2 separate regions of the Mus musculus genome follow, and region 1 is linked to region 2. A link is a contact called in ENCODE POLR2A ChIA-PET data. All regions are on one chromosome and are shown on one strand. Each heading gives the region's core, a stretch centred on a gene start or an enhancer-like site at or near the end of the contact. The rest is flanking DNA. Distances are from core to core; before and after follow the strand shown.

What was found. ChIA-PET counts read pairs that join two places held with the same protein, here RNA polymerase II (POLR2A).
Region 1: POLR2A ChIA-PET joins it to region 2 with 21 read pairs in Patski. The contact joins the promoter of Fbxl15 here to the promoter of Gbf1 in region 2. POLR2A ChIA-PET finds 5 or more read pairs at or near these places in 2 of 5 experiments (Patski and embryonic stem cell).

The regions. Positions count from the first base shown.
Region 1 is chr19:46,325,386-46,329,787 of GRCm38, forward strand. Fbxl15 (F-box and leucine-rich repeat protein 15) reads left to right here and starts at 2,799. Exons shown (of 4, transcript NM_133694.2): 1 at 2,799-3,141; 2 at 3,290-3,443; 3 at 3,703-4,208. The coding sequence starts at 3,089. It overlaps Psd (pleckstrin and Sec7 domain containing), which reads right to left and starts at 1,771. Exons shown (of 18, transcript NM_028627.2): 1 at 1,699-1,771; 2 at 782-837.
Region 2 is chr19:46,151,252-46,155,584 of GRCm38, forward strand. It overlaps Gbf1 (golgi-specific brefeldin A-resistance factor 1), which reads left to right and starts at 1,307. Exons shown (of 40, transcript NM_178930.3): 1 at 1,307-1,541.

The DNA.
Region 1 (4,402 bases), core at 1,549-4,048, 180 kb after region 2:
CTTTGAAGGAGAGGGAAGAAAAAGGGGGTTGCATGGGGGTGATGGAGTGTTGAGAGGGAAGAGGAGAGAAGGAAGGGTCTGAAGAGGCCTTAACATCGGTCCATAGATTGCTGAGTGGGGAATAGATATTCTATTCTCCATACCAGTACATGCACACACACACACACACACCCATGTATAAACACACACAAGAATTCATATACACACATGCAGAAGGACAAAGTATCAGTAGTTAACACATTCATAGGCAACACCCTCCAGTACACACGCAGTACTGCTCATAGACACACCCTCATACAATCACAGTCATAACAAATATGTGTATGATGGAAAAGCACATGCTTATCTTACACACACACACACACACACACACACACACACATCACCAAATAATAGCACACAAAGAGGTTCCCAAAATTCAGGCTCTCGTTCTCTGATGCACACAGAAACAGGTGTATCAGAGACCTCCTCGTCACAATCATAAACACAAATGCATATTTGCTCACAGAATCAGAGACACACATTCTCTCCTCCCCACACCAGTAACCAAGTCTGGGTGGGTGAGGGGGCTGCACCACATCCCTCTCCCTCAACTCCAGGGATATGAAATATCTTGCCCAGCCCAGAAGAGACCATAAAGGAAAACCGGGCCTCTGATGGCAAAGCAGCAGCATAGAGAAAGCTGTCAGGAGCAGCACCCCAGCCAGACAGGTTCTTAAAGCTCAACAGGAGCCTGGACCTCCCCTGTGAAGGCCCTCCTCCAAGGCACCCCAGTACTCACCGCTGCTCGTCAGGAGCTGGAATCGAAGAGAGGCAGAGAGGCTGGGCCCCGCTCAGCTGTAAAAGCAGCAAGGCTCCCGCTCGCTCCAGGCCCGCCCGCCCGCCTCTCAGTCCCTCCTCCACCCCTCCCCACGCTCTGCTCAAGCAACGCTAATCCCCCCCCCCCAACCTCCCTCCATTCCCAGGGCCCTAAGTCCCAAAGAATGTCACCACCTAGTCACTACCTAAGACTCACACCAGAGGAAAGGGAGAATGTGGAAGACCCCATTCTGTTCCCTAAACCCTCATATGCCCCACCCCACTCGTGTTCAGTTCTCTCTCGTCCATCATCTGAACCACACGTAGGGTCCAGATGCATACGCCTGTCCTGCTCCAGACCCCACGCGTGTCCCTAGGAGGCTGCCACATGACCTGTTACATGCCACACGCGCTCCCGCCCCCACAAGCACGCGGCCACGCAAAGCACACGGTACGGAGTAGATCGGACCCGCCCCCTAAAACCAGAAGACCCAACTATGGAAGGGACATTAAGCGAATGCAGTCATAAACACTTTGGGGTTCTGAACCTCAGACCCAGGAGTCCTGTCCTGAACCCCAACCCGGAGTGCAGAGGAAGGATAAATCAGACTCCAGGAGGAACTTCCTTACTGCCTAGGTTAATCGTCCCGCCTTTTCAGGGACGAGAGTTTAGAAGGGATGACCCCGAGACTGGGACAAGAAGCACAGGCAAACCTTGTGCCCTTGGCCAGGGTGGAAAAGGGTCTGGCTCTTTTAGGAAAACGCCACACGAGTTACTATGGTAACTATTCTCCTTTGGAAGGCCAAGACCGGCAAGTTATGACCTGGGAAGAAAGAGAGGGTCGATTCGGGTGGCCAGAGGGTGCGAGGACGTTCGAAGCGGGGGTGCGCGGGGCTCACCGCGGGGAGGGGTGGCGCGAGTTCCGCGAGGTGCTGAAGGGGACAGCGCCAGATTTGTCGTAATGCGCAAGCGCAGAGGCGCGAACAAAGGGGGGGGTGTGGAGGCGCGCGCCCGGAGGTGGTGCGCGCCCACATCAATCTTGCAGAGATCCTTCCAGGCTACCCCTTCCCCAAGTAGACTGAGACGAGGAAGCAATCCCCTCATCCACCTTCACCCTCTTGTGTCTTTCCGGTGCTAGTTGGCTTTTCTCTTTATGCTACAATTCAGTAATGAGGTAGTGTAGAAGGAATTCTGGGAAAACCAGGATTTCTGGGTTCTTTATCCTTGCTTCGTTTGATCCTGGTTAGGGAGCTTTCTCCCTAGAGCCTCGATTTGCCTGTCTTTAAAATGGACGGTCCTTCCTACCTTTGCTGATGTACCCAAACCCCTGATAAGGATGGGAAGCAGTTTTCGTTACGAAGCGGCTGAAATGTTTGCATAAGGGCACGCAATCATGTAGATAGGATGCAGCGGTCTTACAGTCTTTCGCATGCCCCACACCCACCTCAGATGTTGGAGGAAAATATTACGCCAGGGGTTCTCCAGAGAGGGACTTGGGCTTAGTATCTGGGGGTGCAGTGAAAGGGGAGCCTAGTGGTTGAGCTTTGGGAAGACAATGTCCCTACAATTAATCCAGGACCAGTCAAAGCAGTACGGCTAGTGGCCTGCACTGAGCAGGCAATTCCTCTCGGACTCTGGACCGCTGGAAAGCAGACCTGGCTGGTCCTATATAGTCCTTTGTCCTTAGGCAAAGAGCCGGACTACGCTGCCCTGAAGTGGAAAGAGATGGATGTCATGATTGTGCATTTCACAAGAAATGGCAGGTTTAAACAAGTGTGCTTGAGAGTAAAAGCCCTAGCGTCGCCCATTTAATCTAGTCTTTTGGCAGTTGCTTATTGAGCACCTAGTACATACCAGCTAGTTATAGTCTGGGCAGCCTCTCCCCCTTTTCTTTTTCCAAAGTCGCTTAAAGGCGACCAGAGGACAGAAGGAGGCACTGGGTAACCTAGGAGTCCTGGCTCCGCCCCTTCTGCCTTTGGCCTTGTCTGCTCCTCCCATCACCACTCAGAGGCGGCTACTGGCCCGCAACGGAGACCGAAAGCAGTGTTCGCTCGCCGCTACTCCAGCCTCGGGCTTCAAGCCCTGTAGCTGAGAAGACATCTAATGGTACATCACTGGTCCGTTCTGCCTCAGTTTCGGGATCCATCCGAAAAGCTTCCTGACAAGGATTCTCAGTGAGACCGCACTCGATTAAATCGGTCTGTCTCTTCCGACCAAGGAGGCGGGCTCGCCGCAGCCGCTTCAAGGCCAAAGCGAGTGGAGCTTACTGCGCACGCGCAGTAGACAGCGATGGAGCCACCAATGGAGCAGTCCGGAGGGGAGCAAGAACCAGGAGCTGTCAGGTACCGAGCACTGGAGGGGCCTAGGGAGGGAGGGCAGCCGAGTCTGGGCCGGACGCGGATCCCTCTTGCCAGCCGGGACTCTCGGGTATAACAGAAGGACTCGCACGTAACAGCGGCCCGGGGACGTCAACGCCGTTTTCCCCCTCAGGCTCCTGGACCTGCCCTGGGAAGACGTGCTGCTCCCGCACGTCCTGAACTGGGTCCCGCTGCGCCAGCTGCTCCGGCTGCAGCGCGTCAGTCGCGCCTTCCGGGCGCTCGTTCAGCTGCACTTGGCGAGGCTGCGCCGCTTCGACGCCGCTCAGGTGAGCCGGGGCCCGGAGCCACGCCCACGCCACGCCCCCGCGTGGGTACCACCGTCGCCCCGCCTCCAGGCCAGCCCCTGCTGCGCGGTAAACCCTTCCCGACCCCGGGTGAGACGTGGAGAATTCCAGAGGGCAGCGGCTCGGAGGGAGCTCGGTGTCCCTTCTGGGAGGGCAGGGGGCAAAGTCCCGAAGTTAGGCGGCTGCCAGGCAGTGGCCCGCCCCGGGGACAGACTTGAGTCTCCGTGTCTCCCGCCCGTAGGTGGGTCCACAGATTCCACGGGCGGCACTAGCCCGGCTACTGCGGGATGCTGAGGGGCTGCAGGAGCTGGCGCTGGCTCCGTGTCACGAATGGCTGTCGGACGAGGACCTGGTGCCGGTGCTGGCACGGAATCCACAGCTCCGGAGCGTAGCGCTGGCCGGCTGCGGCCAACTGAGTCGCCGAGCCCTGGGGGCGCTGGCTGAGGGCTGCCCGCGTCTGCAGCGCCTTTCCCTCGCTCACTGTGACTGGGTGGACGGGCTGGCACTGCGTGGCCTCGCTGACCGCTGCCCGGCTCTGGAGGAGCTAGACCTCACCGCCTGTCGTCAACTCAAGGACGAGGCCATCGTGTACCTGGCGCAGAGACGCGGCGCGGGCCTCCGCAGCCTCTCATTAGCAGTCAACGCCAATGTTGGGGACACTGCGGTTCAAGAGTTGGCTCGAAACTGCCCGCAGCTCGAGCACCTAGACCTCACCGGCTGCCTTCGGGTCGGAAGCGACGGTGTCAGGTGCCTGGGCATGGGGGCGGTACTGTAGGAAGTGGGCAGTCACTTTGGGGATAGGGAGGTGGGTTGTACTTGTCAAAGACCCATTAGAAAGACCTCTGGCATTTTTTAGGCTAGAAAGTGTACAATTAAAAACAAAACAAAACCAAAAACCAAAACCAAAACAACCCCCCCAAAAAAAAAACAAAAACAAAAAA
Region 2 (4,333 bases), core at 57-2,556:
TCTGGAAGAGCAGCAAGCACACTTAACTGCTAAGCTTCCTTTCCAGTCTCACCTGTCCGCATTTCGAAGGAAAATGGGAAATCATCATCATCATCATCATCATCTTCTTCTTCTTCTTCTTCTTCTTCTTCTTCTTCTTCTTCTTCTTCTTCTTCTTCTTCTTCTTCTTCTTCTTCTTCTTCTTCCTCTTCTTCCTCTTCTTCCTCTTCTTCTTCTTCTTCTTCTTCTTCTTCTTCTTCTTCTTCTTCTTCTTCTTCTTCTTCTTCTTCTTCTTCTTCTTCTTCTTTTTGTTAACGATGTGGACTAATGGTGTGAGATTAGGCCCTCAGACTTGATCCTCATACACCTCCACCAATCGTTCATTAAGATTTGTCCAAGGCTTAATAGGAAGGGCTGAACTGAGAGTCATATAGCCCTATGGAGTAAGGTATACCAAGTATTGAGGGAGGCTGGAGAGATGGTTTAGTGGCTAAGAGCATTATCTTAAAATAGACAAATTCTTTCTTTTTAAAAAGAAGTATTAAGTACCCCCATGCCCCTTACTCTCCGCACCGAATTGGCTGGGGTAGGTGTATGTTTTTCTCTGCTATGCATGGATCCAGCTTTCCTCGGTAGAACTCTTTCCACGTCTGGAAAATGAGGATACTCTAATTAGGTATCCAAGATTTCTGCTACCATTTTCTCTATTTCTGGATGGTAGGAATGGAGTAGAAAATGCAAAAATCAGAGTTAGGATGAGACAGGCACATATACCCAAGTGGGGCACAGAAGACAGGAGGGCGTAGGCAAGATTGCACGGGCCGGATTTAGGAACGCGTTTCAACCCCAGACCTGCCTGGAAAGAGAGCGATCCCTAAAGTAGTAAAGCCCAGGTGACTTTGGTAGGATGAAGTTGGGGGAGTAGGGTCGCCCGCTCAAGCTCTCAAAACGGACCCCGCCCCCTTTCCAGCAAATCATAGCCTTCCTGCCCAGGATGCCCAGCAGCCACTGCTAAACAGCGCACTGCAACCGAACCCTATCTGACCCCACCTCTTCAACCGCCCAGCACAATTTTTCATTGTTTATTGGCTTCTGTAACTGTCAGTCAGAGAATCCTCGTATCCGTTGGCTGTCCCCTACCTACTCTTCTTTCCCTTGTAATCTGGTCTCTTTGGGCATTGCACGCCTCCCAGAGCTAATTTCTTTCTTCGATTGGATAGTCGGAATGCCACTTTTCAGAGTGCCACGCTCTGATTGGCTGAGCGCGGCAGGACTCTCGCAGTTACCAGGCAGCGGGCTAGACTGAGGCTAGTTACCACGTCAGTGAGCTGACAGGGAAGGTAGCCGGCACCACCGAGCGTCCCGGCCCACTTACTCCAGCCTGCAGTGAGGTCTCACCCTGAAGTTAGGGTTGCCTTCCAGAAGACAGGATCCTTCCCTTCTCTCACTCGCCGCCGGCGCCGGGAGAGCGGCCGGGAGACGCCTCCGGGGCCAGGCTGGACATGAGCTGCGGCTGCCGCCGGTTCTGGGACTAGGCCCCGCCATTTTGGATCCGCTGACAGGTCAGCGAAGTCTCTTCTTAGAGTTCCAGCGTCGTGAGGGCCTCCTGACGTTGCCATCAAGAATAAGGAGGAAGGGTCCTTCGGTTGGGCGAAGCGGCCTGGGCGATGGGCTTAGTGGGAAGAAGTAAACCCAGAGGACTGATGTGAGAGGGAGTTGGGAGGTGTGCAGGGGCCAAAGGTCAGACCCTTGTCCCCGAGGGGTGTTTCAGCTCCACCTGTGACTCGGTGGATGCTAGAATCTGTTTTTGTTTTTGTTTGTTTGTTTGTTTGTTTTCCCTAGGCATAATCTGGCCTGCAGCTCTTCTTTTTCAGACCCTTCTGCACCCTAAAGTCCTCAACATCTGAAAGCAAAATTAAGGATGGTTTCAGGGTTTAGAGAGTGAATCTTTTCAGATTCTGTACATCTGTCACTTCGGGGTGACTGCGTCCTAGCACAACTGAAGCGCCCCATTAATCCTGAAAGATGAGCCAGCTCAGTTTGGATTAGGTAGTCAGAAGGCATAGAAGACTGGAGGCAGCCGCCTGAGAACCTGGCCTGTAAGATCTTGCTTTTACAGGATAGCTCAGCTGTCACCAGGGGTCTGCATGTAAACACCTTTCTTTCTTTTTGAGTCAGGTTCTTTCTGTGTAGCTCTGGTTTTTCTGGAATTCACTATGTAGACCAGGCTGGCCTTGGATTTACAAAGATCCACCTCCTTCTGCCTTAAACTCTTTAGGTGTGTGTTATGGGTAGGCATTTACCCACTGTAACTCCCTTCTTTTTAAGGATATGAGGTTTGATCCCAAGGCAGCCACTCTTTTGTGACACATTTGATTGAGAGTTAAGAGGGGTTTGAATACTGATAAGGCTTGGTCCTGGTGGTCTATTTATTTTTAGTAGGTGAAAAATCATGAAAAGGGCTGGAGGGAGACGTAGCTGGTTGAGTGTTTGCCTTGCATGTATGGAGTCCTTGAGTTCAGTCCCTAGCACTTCATAAACTGGGCATGTTGGTCCACATCTGTAATTATTCCCTACTTGGGAGATGGAAACACGAGGGTTAGCCCTGACATTCAAGGTTATCCTCAGCTACTTCTTGAGTTAGAGGCCAGCCTGGGCCAAGTGAGACACTGTCTTTAGCAAAGAGACAAGTTAGGAGAGTTGTTCTGCTCCTTGTGGTAGGGTCAGGGAAACAGAGTGAATGGTAGGGCACAACCCGAAAGAGTGTAGTTTATGGCCCAGTAGTGACCTTTGACATTGCTGTGTCATAAACTGGTGAAGTCCTTCGAAGGTAAAGAGTACGTTAGAGATGAGAGACAATGTAGTGTTTCCTGAGTGCAGAAGCTCATATCAAGAACCCTAGGTACAAGTAAGCCTTATGGAGTATATAAACGGGAAAACCTGCTCTGGGATCGCTCAGTTTACACAGAGTCTTGCAGTAGTGGGGATGGGACCCTAGGGTCCCATATGGTATAGTCAGGCAGTCTACCACCGAGCTATACCCAGAGCTAGTGCGCTCTCTCTCTCTCTCTCTCTCAGTTGTCCTGACTGGTCTAGAATTTGCTCTGTAGCCCTTGAACTTGTGATCCTTCCTGAGCTGCTGGGTTTACAGGCCTACAGTCCTAGATCTTCCTGTATATTTCTGAAAAGTAGTGACATATGCTAGGTGTAGTGACAGACATTTGTAATCTCAGTACTTTCAGGAAGTCCTTCCTATGAGGAAGGACATTTTGAGTTTAAGACCAGTCTTCCTACATAACGAGGGCAAAAAAAAAAAAAAAAAAAAAAAAAAAAAAGCCAAGTTAAAAGTAAGAGTGTGCCTAATTCCTTTTAGCAGTGATGGGGCCCAGCATGTGCCGTCCATCCCTGGGGTTAGTGTAGTGTGTGGTTAGCCTTTGTGTCCTGGTCTGGCCCGGGGAGTCAGCTGTACATTTGCATGGTGAGTAGTGACAAGGTGGGGCACTCTTATCAGGTATTGGAAGACAGATCATCTAAGATGTTACTACTTGAACCAAGTTTCTCTTACTTAATTCTCTCTGCCCTCTTAAGAATGGCTGTGTTAGACTATGTAACCTGTGTGTGTGTATGTGTATAAGAGAAGTAATAGTGTTTATGGTTTATTTGTATAGATGTAAAACAAATGGGTGGGAATGGTACAGAACACTGTTTTGTTTTGTTTTTTGTTTTTATTGTTGTTTGGGGGGGGTATCTTTTCAACACAGGGTCTCTCTGTGTAGCCCTGGCTGGCCTGGAACTTGATTTGTAGACTAGGCTGGCCTTGAACTCACAGAGATCTGCCTGCTTCTGCCTCCCCAGTGCTGGAATTAAAGGCATGCACCACCACTGCCCTGCTAATAGTGGGTTTTGTAGGATGCAGAATCTAGACAGTAGTTAATTTGACAGGTTTCAGAATGGTAGCCCAGCAAACACCCAGGTTAGGTGCCTATAACTCTGCCAAGTTGAAAGCGCTCTGCATAATTGGCAGTCTCTTGATAGGTAGTCTGACAGCATCTTTTCAGTTTTTGGCCTAAAGGTGACTACAGAGACTTCAGAGAAAAATCTTTTTTTTTTTTTTTTGTACTTAAGTCATTTTCTGAGCTGGTGGTATATCTCAGTGATAAAGGATTTACCTAGATGTGAGAGGAGGCCCTGGATTTGATCGTCAGTGATGTGGGGCAGAAATGTAAATTTCTACATAGGAATAATTCCACTAACATAAATTTCTTTAAGGTTGTACTTAAACTTCTTTTACTAGTGTCTGTATGTTCTAGTCTTAATGGTGATGTTCATTGGCACAGTAGGAATTAAAGTTGTG